2 separate regions of the Homo sapiens genome follow, and region 1 is linked to region 2. The links are chromatin contacts, found by Hi-C in ENCODE. All regions are on one chromosome and are shown on one strand. Each heading gives the region's core, a stretch centred on a gene start or an enhancer-like site at or near the end of the contact. The rest is flanking DNA. Distances are from core to core; before and after follow the strand shown.

Region 1 (6,891 bases), core at 3,330-5,829, 59 kb after region 2:
TTGGCCTAGAATTTTCTTTTCTTACAGTATCCTTGTCTGGTTTTGTTTTGAAGATAACACTGGCCTCATAAAATGAGTTTGATTTCCTCTGGTTCAATTTTTTGGAAGAGTTTAAGAGGGATTGATATTATTTATTTGAATGTTTTCTAGAATTTAGCTATGAAGTCATCTTTTCCTGGGCTTTTTTTCTTTATTTTGTTTATTTATTTTTTATTTTTGAGACTGGGTCTATCTCTGTTTCCTAGGCTGCAGTGCAATGAGGCTATCTCTGCTCACCACAACCTCCATATCCCTGGCTCAAGCTATTCCTCCCACCTCAGCCTCCTGAGTAGCTGGGACTACCAGTGCACAGCACCTCACCTGGCTAATTTTGTATTTTTTGTAGAGACGGGGTTTTACCATGTTTCCGGCTGGTCTCAAACTCCTGGGCTCAAGCAATCCACCTACCTCAGACTCCCAAAGTGCTGGGATTACAGGCATGAGCCACCATGTCCAGCCTGGTCCTGGGCTTTTCTTTATTGGAAGATTTTAAATTACTACTTAAATTTTTTTGTTTATATGTTCAGGCTTTTTATTTCTTCTTGACTCAGTTTTGGTTTGTTTTCTGTTTCTAGGAATTCATATATTTCCTCTAGGTTATTCAATTTGTTGGTATATAATTGTTCATAATAGTCCCCTATGATCTTTTTTGTTTCTGAGGCATCTGTATAATGTCTCTTCTTTCATTTATTTTAAAATGTAGGCATTTATCTCTGTAAGCTTTGCTCTTAGAACTGATTTTGCTGCGTCCCTCAGTTTTGGTATTTTTTTTTCTCTCAAGATATTTTAAAATGTTCTTTTTGATTTCTTCTTTGTCCTAGTCATTGTTCAGGAGAATATTATTTAATTTACATGTATTTGTAAATTTTCCAAAGTTCTTTCTGTCATCGATTTCTGATTTAATACCATGTGGTCAGTAAAGATACTTGATATGATTTCAGTATTCTTAAATTTGTGAAGACTTGTTTTGTGGCCTAACATATTATCTATCCTGGAGAATAGTTTATGTGCACTTGAGACAAATGTGGGCTCATAGGTGAAAGGGATTCATTTCCAGATAAGACATTGGACTTGAGACTCGGAACTTGGGACTTTTAAGTTAATACTAGAATGAGTTAAGACTTTGGGGACTATTGGAAGGGATAATTATATTTTGCAATGTGAGAAGGACATGAGATTTGGGGGCTAGGGGTGGAATGATGTAGTTTGGGTGTTTGTGCCCTCCAAATCTTATGTTGAAATGTAATCCCCAATATTGGAAGTGGGGCCTGGTGGGAGATGTTTGGATCATGGGGCCATATTGCTCATGAATGGCTTATTGCCATTCCCTTGGTGATGAGTAAGTTCTTGCTCTGATAGTTCACTCAAGATCTGAGTGGCACCTCCTCTCTTTCTCTCTTGCTCGCCCTCTGGCCGTGTAACATGCTTGCTTTCCTTCAGTTTCTGCCGTAATTGCAAGTTTCCCAAGGTCCTTACCAAAGACAGATGCTGGCACTATGCTTCCTATACAACCTGAAGAACTGTGAGTGAAAAATAAAACCTCTTTTCTTTATAAATCACCCAGCATCAGGTATTCCTTTATAGGAATGCAAGAACAGACTAACACATCACATATAGTATTCTTGATTGGCATTTTATTTTTCTTTCAGCATGTTGAGTATATCATTCCATTTTTGCCTACAAAGTTTCTACTGAGAAATCTACTGATTGTTTTATGAGTGTTCTCTTGTATGTGATGAATCACTTTTTTCTTGGTGCCTTTAAAATTCTGTCTTTTGACTTTTATGAATTTGATTATGTGTCACAGTGAAGATCTCTTTATGTTTAATCTAACTGAATTCTTTGGGATTTATGGATTTGGATGTTTAGCTCCCTTTCTAGATTTGGAAAGTCTGCTATCATTATTTCTTTATATAAGCTTTCTACCTCTATTTCTTGGTTCTTTGTGGGGCTCCCATAATGCGTATATTGGTTGACTTGATGGTTTCCCATTTGTCTTGTAGACTTTCTTTACTATCTGTCATTCTTTTTTCTGTTTCTCTCACTGGGTAATTTCAACTGATCTGTCTTAAAGTTTGCTGATTTTTTTTTTTCTGCTTGATCAAGTCTGCTGTTGAAGTTCTCTGTTGAATCTTTCAGTTCTGTAATTGTGTTTTGCAGCTCCAGAATTTTTTTGTGTGTTTTTTGAATGGTTTCTATCTCTTTGTTAAACTTATCATTTTGTTTATTTTTCCCCTGATTTCATTTAATTGCCTATCTGTGTTCTATTTTAGCTCACTGGACTTCTTGAAGACAATTATTTTAAATTCTTTTTCAGGAAGTTTGTAGATCTTCATTTCTTTAGTGTTGGTTTACTGGTGCTTTATTCTGTTCCTTTGGTGGTGTCACATTTCCCAGATTATTTGTAATCTTGTGGTCTTGAACTGCTGTCTGCAGATTTTAAAAAGTAAGGACCTCTTCTAGTTGTTAGAGACAGGTTTTGGCAGGGAGATCCCTTTACAGTCAGACTGGGCAGAGATTCTTGGCAGTCTGACATGCAAGGTCCATGACAGGTTTGCTACTGAAGTCCTCAGGTGAGCTGGCTTGGTGCCTAAGTTAGCAGATGAACAGGTCTGATGCCTAGGTTCACAAAGGTCAACTTGATGCATAGGTCCATGGGAAAGACTTGGAGCCTGGGTCCATTGGGCTTGGCCTGAAGCTGCAGCCATGTGGACAGTCCTGGTGCTTGCATCCACAGGGGCCAGCAGGGTTTGTGGTCCACTGGGGTGGGCTTAGTGACTGTCCATGGGGGTGCGCTTGAAGCTTATGTCTACGGGAGCTATCCTGGCATTGGGGCAGTTCTTAGGCCCAAGTCCACAGGGGCTGGCCTGGTACCGGGGTGGGCCTAAAACCTGGGTTCTCAGTGGTCAGTCTGGTGTCTGGGGCCATGAGGGCTGCTGCCCTTAAATCTCAGGCAGGCCTGGAAAACTGGGTTCGCAGGAGTTATCCTGCAGCCTGGGACCATTAGATATGGCCTGACACCTGGTTAAGCCTGGAGCCTGGGACTGTGAGGACTCACCTGGCACTGGGGTTTAGTAGTGCAGGCCTGGTAATAGGGTCCAGAGCAAAGTTGCCTACTCATTTTCTTCTCCTTACTTAAATGGAGGGCATCTGTCTCCATACTGTGTTGCCTAGGCTTGGGGGAGAGGTGATACAGGTAGTGTGAAACTGTCCCTCCTATCCTCTTCTATGTGTTTTTTCTTATTTCTGTGCCCCATTCAGGTGCTGTAATCTCTCACCTGGATTCCTTAGGTCTTGTGCAGGTATTTTTGTTGTGGATGGTTATTAAAATTGATATTACTGTGAGAGAATGAGCACTGAAAATTCCGATTCCACCAGCTGACATTCTGTAGTGTTTTCTTATTAACAACACGGAAAAGTGATTAAATTCATCTGCCAGGGAATTTTAGGCTCTCTGGTACCTTGGGATTTGGAACAGACTTTATTTCTTACCACAGGCATGCTAAGAGCCATTCTTCCTTTGTTCTGAATATAATATGCTATGTTTATCTTTTCAAGCAAGTCTATGTAAATACATTTTTTGGTCATTACTACTGGTTGCAAAACACATTCTCTACATTTGTTGTGTTATGGGAACAGCTTCAGGTTTGGATCCACTTAAATCTTTCTTTTGACATGGTCAAGGGGAGGAGTGAAGGAAGACAATGAATTAGATGCTGAGAAGTTTTCCAAGTTTGAGATTAGGTTAATCACCGTAAAAAGAAGATATTTTATTTTGTTTCCTCAAATGGCATTACTGTTTAATCAAAGCATTCCCATATGCAGAATCCCCTATTGTCATTCAAGTCTGACTTCCTGGACTGACATTCAATTCAGTTAAATTTATTCACTAACTAATCATTTATTTTCACACACACATACACACACACATACATACATGATGTATTATACTCTAGGTCCAGTTCTAAGCACTGGGGATTCAGCAGTGAACAAGTTCAACAACTAGCTATAGAGAAGTCAGAGGCAATATGGAAATAAATGAAACACTGTTCCAGCATTCATTGATTTTTTTCTAATATGTATGTTTTTGTGTCTGGAGAAGAATGACAATGAAGAGGGGAGAGATTAAGACAGCTATAGGGATACCTGTAGTACAGGGCAAAATACAAGTGACACCAAAAAGCATCTAAGTTGCTGTAGAGATTCTAAGGAGAGAGAAAAACACATATATAGAGAGTAAATTAAGAAAGCCTCAAACGAGGAGGATTTAAACCCATTTGAGATGGGTTTAAAGAAGGCTTCCTGATTAAGTTACTTTCTCTCAACTTCAGACATGTTCTTTTACGCTGTGCTTTATGTTGCTGGGGCTGGGACTTTGCAAACTTCATTCCCCTTCGTTCCTTCCTGGTTGCTTCCTGTTCCTGTTAGTATTGTTGCAGAAAAAGGTCTTCACCTCTGCAGCCATGCTGGTGCTGTAGCTACTTCCGATTTATAGTTGTTCCCAAACTCCTAGAACAAGTTTCTTCATGTGACTTCAGGGAGAGCAACACCAGCCAGCTGGCACCCTCTTCAGAGATGAGATTCCAGCTCTGCAAGTTCCTCCTAAGCCTCTAAGTTTTAATAATTCCAACCTGTTTCTGTTTTCTCTTCAGGCATAGGAGAGGCAACTCCTTCTATAGAAACTATCTGTGTGATACTCTGAGTTCTCTTTTCGCCTTTAAGACTCTCTGATACCTTGCTAATGCTTTTAAATATTATATTTGTATTAGTCCATTTTCACACTGCTGATAAAGACATACCAGAGACTGGGCAATTTACAAAAGAAAGAAATTTATTGGACTTATAGTTCCACGTGTCTGGGAAGGCCTCAAAATCATGGCAGAAGGTGAAAGGCACATCTCTCATGGCAGCAGACAAGAGAAGAGAGCTTGTGCAGGGAAGCTCCCCTCTTTAAAACCATCAGATCTCATGAGACTTATTCACTATCACGAGAACAGCACAGGAAAGACCTGCTTCCATGATTCAATTACCTCCCGCTGGGTCCTGCCCACAACACGTGGGAATTCAAGATGAGATTTGGGTGGGGACACAGCAAAACTATATCAATATTCTCTATGTTGAAACTATTGTTAAGGTTTCTCTTTCCTGAAAGCACCCTAACTGATACAGAAGTTGGTGCCAGGAATGGTCCAAGAAAATGGACACTTAAAAATAAGATATTGGGATTGGTTTGGTCATGTCCTTGGACTTGAATGCAGTGCTGACCTCCTTAAAAATTGAGAATCGTGATACAGTAATCCATGCAAGCAATGGCATCACAATTAACCACATTATCACCTCTATTTGATTGTGAGGAAGTACCTACTGAAGCAAGTCCCTTGGTGGGGCAGGGTGGGGGTGGGGCAGACGACAAGTGGCTGCTACATTTACCTGCATGATGGCAATAATGACCACAAGATCAAGGGTAGGGATGGTAACTTCTGAGTGCACTGAAGCACTTAAGAAAGAAGATGACAGGCACAGGTTTTTCAACTCTCGGCTCAAGTCATGCCAGACAGCCAGAGTGCTCCTGTGGTGGATTTAAAATAATATTATTTCTTGCAACAAAGGTTCAACTTGTCTGAAAATCAGAACAAATTTTAATTTTGCAGGTTTCAGAATGACAACTTATGCTGAATACCCAGCCTCAGCAAGTCTTTTAATGAAGCTGAGAATCTCAAACCTTCGAATCACTTTGAGCTTCTCTTTCTAGTGGAAGCAGCCCACCATCCCAAGTCTGAGGATGTTTAAAAATCCTGTAATAACCTCACTGGTGGCAATTGCTTTGCAAAAGGATGGCTATTCTCAAGAAGTACCCCAATCCAGCCTTTGCTGCCATTAGATTCATGACTAGAGTTAGATCTCAGCATGCTTCTGGGAACAGGTACAAAGTCTGACCCCAAAGGAAAGAATTTAGATTTAAGACGGGTTTAAAAAACGCCTGGATTTCAGGCATTTTTCTATGGTTATATATATATTTCATGTATAACCATAAATATATACATGAAGGTGGGTTTATTCAGGGAGAAAACTCTAAATAGTATAGTTTGTCTGGAACATAGTTACAAATAAGACTGGAAAAGTAGCTTTAGTCATATTGGGAGGCCCCTTGTATGAGATTTAAATGGGGAGAAAGAAGAACCAGTAAAGAATTGTATGCACGTGTAATGTGTTTTAGAGGCTCACTTCAGGAAGATGATTCTGGCAGTAGTATACAGGATAAACTATGACAGGGAAACTAAAGTCTAGCTGGCCAGTTAGAGGCCTATTCCAACAGACTAAGAAATTATGATAGCTGGGAGTGGGGTGGTATGTTCCATGTACTCGGGAGGCTCAGATGGGAGGACTGCTTGAGCCCAGGAGTTCCAGGCCAGCCTGGACAACATAACAAAAACCTGCCTCTAAAAAAACCGAAACAAAACATGAACAAAAAATTAAAAAACAAACCAGGCAGCAAAAGCAAAATAGACAAATAATACTATATCAAAATTAAAAAAAATAATGATAGCCAGATCTAATTTGCCAGAGTGGGAATTATAAGATGGAAAGAGGCAAAAGAGATAGAGAAAGTAGACTTTATAGAACCTATCCTTAGATTGCAAGTGGGGATTCAAGCCAGGGGAAGAGAGAATGAGGCTGAAATATTGAGTCTGGGTATGGGTAGCATAAAAATGAGAGAGAGAGAGAAGAAATGATGAAATGAATTGGTCGAAGGCACAGTGGGGTGGGAACAAGCATTGAAGATGCCAAAAAGGAGCATTCTGCTGATTTAGAATGAGATCTTACTGGGATAAAATAGAAGGAATTGCAGCT
Region 2 (7,139 bases), core at 316-2,815:
GTAAATAACTTGCTCAAGATCTCACAGCTAGAAGGTGGTAAGCTACTACCTATTGAGAGGTTGTGGGAAGGAATAATTGTAACTCCTTATAGCTATCTATGCAACTTTCTAAGTTTTATACAAATTTTTAAGGACAGTGACATGGTTTGGCTTTGTGTCCCCATCCAAATCTCATATTGAATTGTAGTTCCCACAATCCCCACATGTCTTGGGAAGGACCTGGTGGGGGTAGGTAATTGAATCAAGGGGGCAGCTACCCTCATGCTGTTCTCATGATAGTGAGTGCGTTCTAATGAGATCTGATGGTTTTATAAGGGGCTTTTCCCCCTTTGCTCAGCACCTCTCTTTCCCACTGCCATGATTGTAAATTTTCTGAGTCCTCCCCAGCATTGTGGAACTGGGAGTCAATTAAACCTCTTTCCTTTATAAATCACCCAGTCTCAGTATTTCTTCATAGCAGCATGAGAATGGACTAATACAGACAAATAGCATTATCAATATTTTGGTTTGATTAATAGAATAAATTTAATAAAACATATTTAACAAAGAGTTTCACAGCAGTTATACTAGAATGTCATTGATAAAGCTCAGTAAACAAACATGCTTCATTTGTCAGAGAAAAATAGTAATGATAAGAGCATGGTCTCTAAAGAAGCATTTGGTTTAATAATTGAAACAGAAGTGATATCTTGAGAAGAATCCCTGTTACTTCTATTTTTGTAAAATGTTCTCTAATATTAGCGTATTAAAGAATGACAGAAGTATGGGCTGTAAGACAATTGCTGAATCCAAAAGAAGAGATCTTTTACATGCCTGGGTCAGCTACCTGGGTTGGGTTAGTATTGACTGGGGGAGAGATGCCAGCCTATGACTTCAGTTCCATTATGGCCACATCAATAAGTAGAAATAAAATCTGATCAGAGTTGTTTAATAAATTTCTCAATATGACCCATCAGTAACTGTGATTCACCCTGAAATAACAACACAACCTGTTCAAGACCCAAGAAAATCTCACTTACTTTGAACCTCCACACTCCTCCAATATCTTCAGTTCTCTCAAAGCAAGTGGGCTCAAGTCCCTCATCCACACAGCACTTCAGAGAAATTAGGCCACTGACCCCAGCTCCAATCACAGCTACCTTCTTTGCCATCAGCTCCTGTCAAGGAGTTGATCAATCAACATTACTTAACTGGGACAACCGGTAAGAGAATCCTTATGATGTGCTCAGGTAATTGGCTTTAAACATTGTAGCAGTGGTAATTTAATAAGCAGCACTATTGAATAAAGAGCCAGTCAAAAATCCTGCTCTCTTCTTGCCTTTGAGAAAAGCTGAGTTTCTTATGGACTTTGTTGCAAACCTTGCTTACATCTAGCTTTAATATTTAAAAGCGACCCATTGAACAAAGCCAGACTATGCAGTAACATACTAGGGATGTGAGCCAAATTTCCAGCTAGAGTTCTGAGCTTTTCCTTTTCAGCTTCTTTCCCCAGCGATCATCCTTACCTTTGTTTTTGCCTTTTGGCACCGTCTCTTTGACAGAATAGTTTTCTCCCTTGGTTGTGTGCTGGGAGGCAGTTGGAAGCGTTTTTAAGAGTTGGAGGTGGCTGTGAGAAATGGGAGGAGTTCCGTATTCCTCCAGCATTCTTCCAGCTGAAACTCCAAAGACTTAGTTAGGAGTCCTAGAATTAGGCAAGAGGCTCGTGCTCTGAGGTCAACAGTAGTAATGCAATGTCTTTACAGTAACAGCATATACTCTTACATAGTAGCAACATATACTCTTAAACATACAGATAGTTTAAAAATCCTTTTTATAATGATGTAATAAATATTCATTCACAAATGAACATATAGGGATAAATAACAAGGTTAAGATTACTCCTCACCACCCAGAGGTAACTGCTGTTGACATTTTGGTATATCCTTCCACCTATTTGTAGATACATACACACAAACAGAAATGGAATAGTCTAATTTCCAACTTGATTTTTTAACTTTCTAGTATATCAATATTGTGTACCTATAGCAGCATTTTTCATGGTTGCATGAATCTCATTTAGTTGATGGTTTAATTATCTAACAAATATTCAGTTCTTGCAGTTAAGCACTATTTCTGGCAGATTACCATGCCTGGATGAACAAGACAGATTATGTTCCTGATCTTATGGAATTCACATTTGTGTTCTGGCTTAGTTTTCATAGACTTGATGATTTCTGGGTCCTAGCATACTGTGTTCATCTTTTCCCAGATTGCTCACCCTGTCCAGGCTCATATCTTATTTTGATTTTTCTGCCTATGTGTATGGTGGCTTGGATGAACCTAGTGGGACTTCTAAGATCTTTCTATCCACTGCTGTCTTTTTGCCTTGATATAGAACTGGATAATTACCTCTGCTAATAATTTCAGTTATTAGGGTTAACATTTATTAGCAGACTAACTTAGGAGACTAGCAAGCCCTCGTGTACCTTAGATAGAGTCTAACTGATGAGGTAAAGAACTTTATTCTCCAACCCCAAAAGACCAGTTTCTCTAAGGAGTCTGAGACGTTTTACATAAACTTATTCAATAAATATTTACTGAACACTTCCTAGGTGCCAGAAACTTTCTAAGTGATGCAGGTACAGCAATGAATAAAAGAGGCAAAACTCTCTGCCTTTGTGGAGTTTACTTTGTAGTTGAGGGAGCCAGACAGCCCATCAATAAAATAAAACAAGTGGTGATGACCACTATGGAGAAAAAGAAAACTGGAAAGGGAGGTCTGGAGTGCAAGAGTGAAGAGTTGTTTTATAATGTCAAATAAGGTGTTCTAGAAAAACGTTTTCCCTGAAATTTCCTAAAATAAATTGGTCGTGATAAAAGGCCTTCTCTGTGTAATAAGTGCAGCAACTCTATGACAAGACTAACAGATATAACAAAAGTGATGATCAATGACTAAGGAACAAAAGAGCTGAACACATTTCTCAGTTAAAATGAAAAAAGGCCAGGCACAGTGGCTCATGCCTGTAATCCCAGCAGTTTGGGAGGCCAGGGTAGGGTATTGCTAGGAGTTCAAGGTCAGACTGGGCAACATAGTGAGACTTCATCTCTGCAAAAAACAAAAAATCAGTCAGGCATGGCAGCATGCACTTGTAGTCTCAGCTACTTGGAAGGCTGAGGTGGGAGGATTGCTTGAGGCCCTGGAGGTCGAGACTGCAGTGGGCTATGATTGTGCCATTGTACGCCAGCCTGGGTAACAGAGCGAGACCGTGTCTCTAAAAAATAAGTAAATAAAATAAAAGGATACAAAAGAAAAATTTTAAAAAAAGAAAAAAATCAAGCCACTTCATTGGCAGTTGGGTACACATTTTGTTAACAGCCTGTTAACAATTCTCCAATTTTATCTTTGCAATGTCTTCTCTAGGTAGTTATGATATTGATGGAAGCCCTGTTAAAAATAATTGTACCTGACCAACATACAGAGAAAAGAAAATACCTAGGTATAGAAGCAAAGTTTTAAACTGACTGAACCCTTAAAAGATGATGGAGGCAGATGGCTTAGTTATCCTCCAGGGATAACTGATGTGGGGATATTAATGGCCTTTTGTGTCAACTAAACATACATCTGTGTTCATGGTGGCATGCATCAGCTGAGGAGCAGGCATCTTCTAGGTACCAGCACCAGCTGAGAAGAACCAGCTTGCTTTATAGAGTTAGCCTTGGCTGGCAAATGGTGTATCCATAGAAGAACCGTAAAGCACCTTGGCCAATTTTCTATTAGTGGAACTTTCTTTGTAAGATTTTGCTGTTATAAAAATGCTGTGTACTTAACCTAATCATTTTCTCAGGATAAATACCTAAAAACAAGGATTGCTTAGTGAAAGTGTTTGCATATTTTTAAGTTTACAGAGCTCCTCAGACTTTAATGTGCAAATGAAACACTTGGAGATCTTGTCAAAATGCAGGTGGGATTTAATGGATATGAGGTGGGCCTGAAATTGTTTCTTGCAAGCTTCCAGGTGATGCCAGGTGTACCATTAGACCATATTTTGAGTTGCAAGTTTCTAATATGCTTTGCCAAGTTGCCTTCTATGAAGGAGATATGTTTTAATAGTATCTTGTGTTTACAAAGTGTTTTAAGTTGTAAAAATACTATCACATATGTTAATTCATTTACTAGTTCAGGACCATAGGCCTTACCACCCATCCATCTTTCACGCATGTGGAAATAAGCTTGCCTTAGCTACCAGAGAATTTAAGAATAACCAAGATGGCAATGAACTTCTTAAAGCCATGTCACATAAGGGGCCACTGAAGAAACTTCTGATGCTTAGCCTAGAGGAGATATTGAAAAATCCATGACAATTGCCTTCAAGAAGGTTCCTATACGGAAAAGGTCATACAAGCCTATTTTGGGTAGAAACAAGTCTCTCTAGGATTACATATGTTAATGATACAAAAAAACTGAGTTTGTCTCAATGTGAGAAAGAACTTTCTAGCCAACCGTGCTGTACAAATATAGAGTGAGTTGTTTTGTATAGTAGTGAACTCCCTATCACTGTAAATATCAAACAAAGGTTAGATGACCACTTGTTAGTGGATAAGAGAGGAATTCAGGCAGCATGTGAAAGAGGAGTAATGTCACTAACTGCAAGAGTCTAGGGTCTGAGATGTGAAATCTTATCATCAATTAAAGTTTTAAGATAGGCATAAAAATGCTGAGAAGTATTTGGATTTGAAAATACTCCGGTTACTATAGGAGAATAAGAGGGTGTTGGCCCCCTTCACCCCTCTACATGGTTAGGGGCCCCATAGTCACCCCCTCTGAACCATTCTTGGATGAGTCCAAGCTCCCTTAATTGTGTATATTATCATAAGAACAATATACATATCAGCCCTGGTATCTCCTCCTTCATTTTTAACTTTCTGTTACATATTTCAACAGAAAACTCCTTAAAACCACATGGTACTTTTTGAGAAGCACAGAGTTGTGAGGACAAGTTCTCTCATTAAGTTGCCTTACACCTTAGAGAAATAACAAACCAACAAGTTCTCTCATTAAGTTGCCTTACACCTTAGAGAAATAACAAACCAACAAGTTCTCTCATTAAGTTGCCTTATACCTTAGAGAAATAACAACCAAACTGGTTTTCTCTTCCCTCGCCTATGACTCAATTTTTTTTTTGTATGAACCCATCTGCATTTCCTGTGTGACATATATAGTTCCATAACTTCTGTGTGTCCTCTATATTTTTGGGGGCAGTTCTTTTTAAAAATAATCCCTCCAAAGCTTCTGAATCAAGAGTGGACTGAGCAAGCACATTTGCTAACCCTTTCAAAAATCTCATTAAAGTGGTAAGAAAGTTATACAAAAGAACTAAATCCATGACAGCCCTGAGAAAGGGAAGTGTTCTGTGCATCAGATTTTTAAAAAGCAGTTTTGTAATGTAATTCATATACTATAAACTACATCAATTTGAAATGTAAAATTCAATGGTTTGGAGTATATTCACAGGTTGTACAATTATCACCACAATCAACATTAGAACATTTTCATCACGACCCCCTCCCCCGAAAAATCTCCTGTATCTGTCAGCAGTCTCTTTCTATTTTGCTTCAAGCTCCCCTCACTCCCAGCCCTTGGCAACTACCAATTTATTTTCCATTTCTATAGATTTGCCTATTCTGAAATTGTATATAAATGAAATCATACAATTTTTTAAAGACTGGATTATCTCACTTAGTGTAACATTTCCAAGGTTCACACATAGTACAGTATGTATCAGTGGTTCCTTCTGTTTTTATTGTTCAATAGTATTTTATTGTATGAATATCATATTTTATTCATCTAGTCATCAGTTGATAGACATTTGGGTTGTTTCTACTTTCTGGCTGTCATGAATAATGCTTCTATCTAAATTCTATCTAAATTCATATGCAAGTTTTTGTATGGACATATGTTTTCATTTATCTTGGGTATATGTTTAGCGGGATTGCTGGGTCATATGGTAATTCTATCTTTGGCATTTTGAGTAACTGCCAAACTGTTTATAAAGCACATTTAACATTTTTTATTCTCACCAGCAATGTAGGAGGGATCCAATTTCTTCATATCCTCTCCAACTCTTCTTTTCGGTTATACCCCTTCTAGTGGATGTGAGGTGGTATCTCATTGTGGTTTTGTTTACATTTTCCTATTATTTACCATCTGGCTAATGATACTGACCATCTTTTAATATACCTGTTGGCCATTTGTATATCTTCTTTGGAGAAATGTGTATTTAGATCCTTTGCCCATTTCGTCTTCCTATTGAGCTGTGAGAATTCTTTATATATTCTAGATACAATTCTCTTATCAGATAAATGATTTGCAAATATTTTCTGTTTTTCGAGGCATTGTCTTTTAACTTTCTTGATGGTTTCCTCTGAAGTACAAAAGTTTTAATTTTGATAAAGTACATTTTATTGTTTTTATTTTGTTTGTGCTTTTGGTATCATATCTAAGAAGTCTTTACCAACCCGTGGACTAGATATCAACGATGTTTCTGAAACATGGAATTTGCATGGGAGCATCTTGACAAACCAGAGGAGAAACCGTGCCCCAGAATGGATGAGAGAAGCCTGGAGCAGAGATGGGAGGTTTTCTTATCAGTAGAAACTGTGAGAGGCTCCATAACCCCTACCATTTATGTAGTACTTATTATTTACCAGGCACTAAGTTTTACGTAGATTAAGTTGCTTGTTATCACAATCTTGTGAAAAGTAAATCTTGTTAGCTGCATTTTTTGAGTGAGAAAGTTGATACCCAGAATAATTAAGTAAAATGCTGAAAACACAAGAAGGAGGGTTTTAAATCTAGGCCATCTATGCACTACATGCTCTTAATCACCGTTGGAAGAGGAGTAGGTTGTGGGATGTTAATCCAAGTAATTAAATAAATGAGAGCTTATGTAACAGCCGGGATTATTTTTCTTCCTTCATGCTTCCACCCATCACCTCCCAGCATGGGGATTGGGAGCAGGAGTATTTGCCTCCAGAATTAGTTCTAATTAACAGAGGAAAATTCAAAGTCCTATGTATGAATCAAGACATTATATTATTACAACAATTTATTGAGGCATATGCATTGTTCAGCTTGCTTTTTTGCTCATTGTTTTTGTGAG

The links. A loop is a pair of places that touch in the nucleus more often than their neighbours do. Pooled maps may share reads with other maps.
Region 1: a map of heart right ventricle shows a loop between it and region 2 (2.7-fold over the local background). The contact joins the enhancer-like site here to the promoter of FMO2 in region 2. A Hi-C loop is called at or near these places in 10 of 168 maps with a recorded cell type or tissue (Caco-2, Calu3, IMR-90 and 6 more) and 6 of 50 pooled maps.

The regions. Positions count from the first base shown.
Region 1 is chr1:171,124,384-171,131,274 of GRCh38, reverse strand. The region is part of intron 3 of FMO1-AS1 (FMO1 antisense RNA 1); the gene reads left to right. Among named protein-coding and RNA genes, the nearest start is that of MIR1295A, 26 kb to the right of the region's middle. Within about 2 kb of position 4,579, at least 7 of the 41 ENCODE cell types and tissues checked have a DNase peak (open chromatin) inside an H3K27ac peak, as active enhancers do; they include gastrocnemius medialis and heart right ventricle, where a contact is called at or near this core.
Region 2 is chr1:171,179,726-171,186,864 of GRCh38, reverse strand. FMO2 (flavin containing dimethylaniline monoxygenase 2) reads right to left here and starts at 1,565. Exons shown (of 9, transcript NM_001460.5): 1 at 1,506-1,565; 2 at 1,020-1,157. The coding sequence starts at 1,151. The region is part of intron 2 of FMO1-AS1 (FMO1 antisense RNA 1); the gene reads left to right.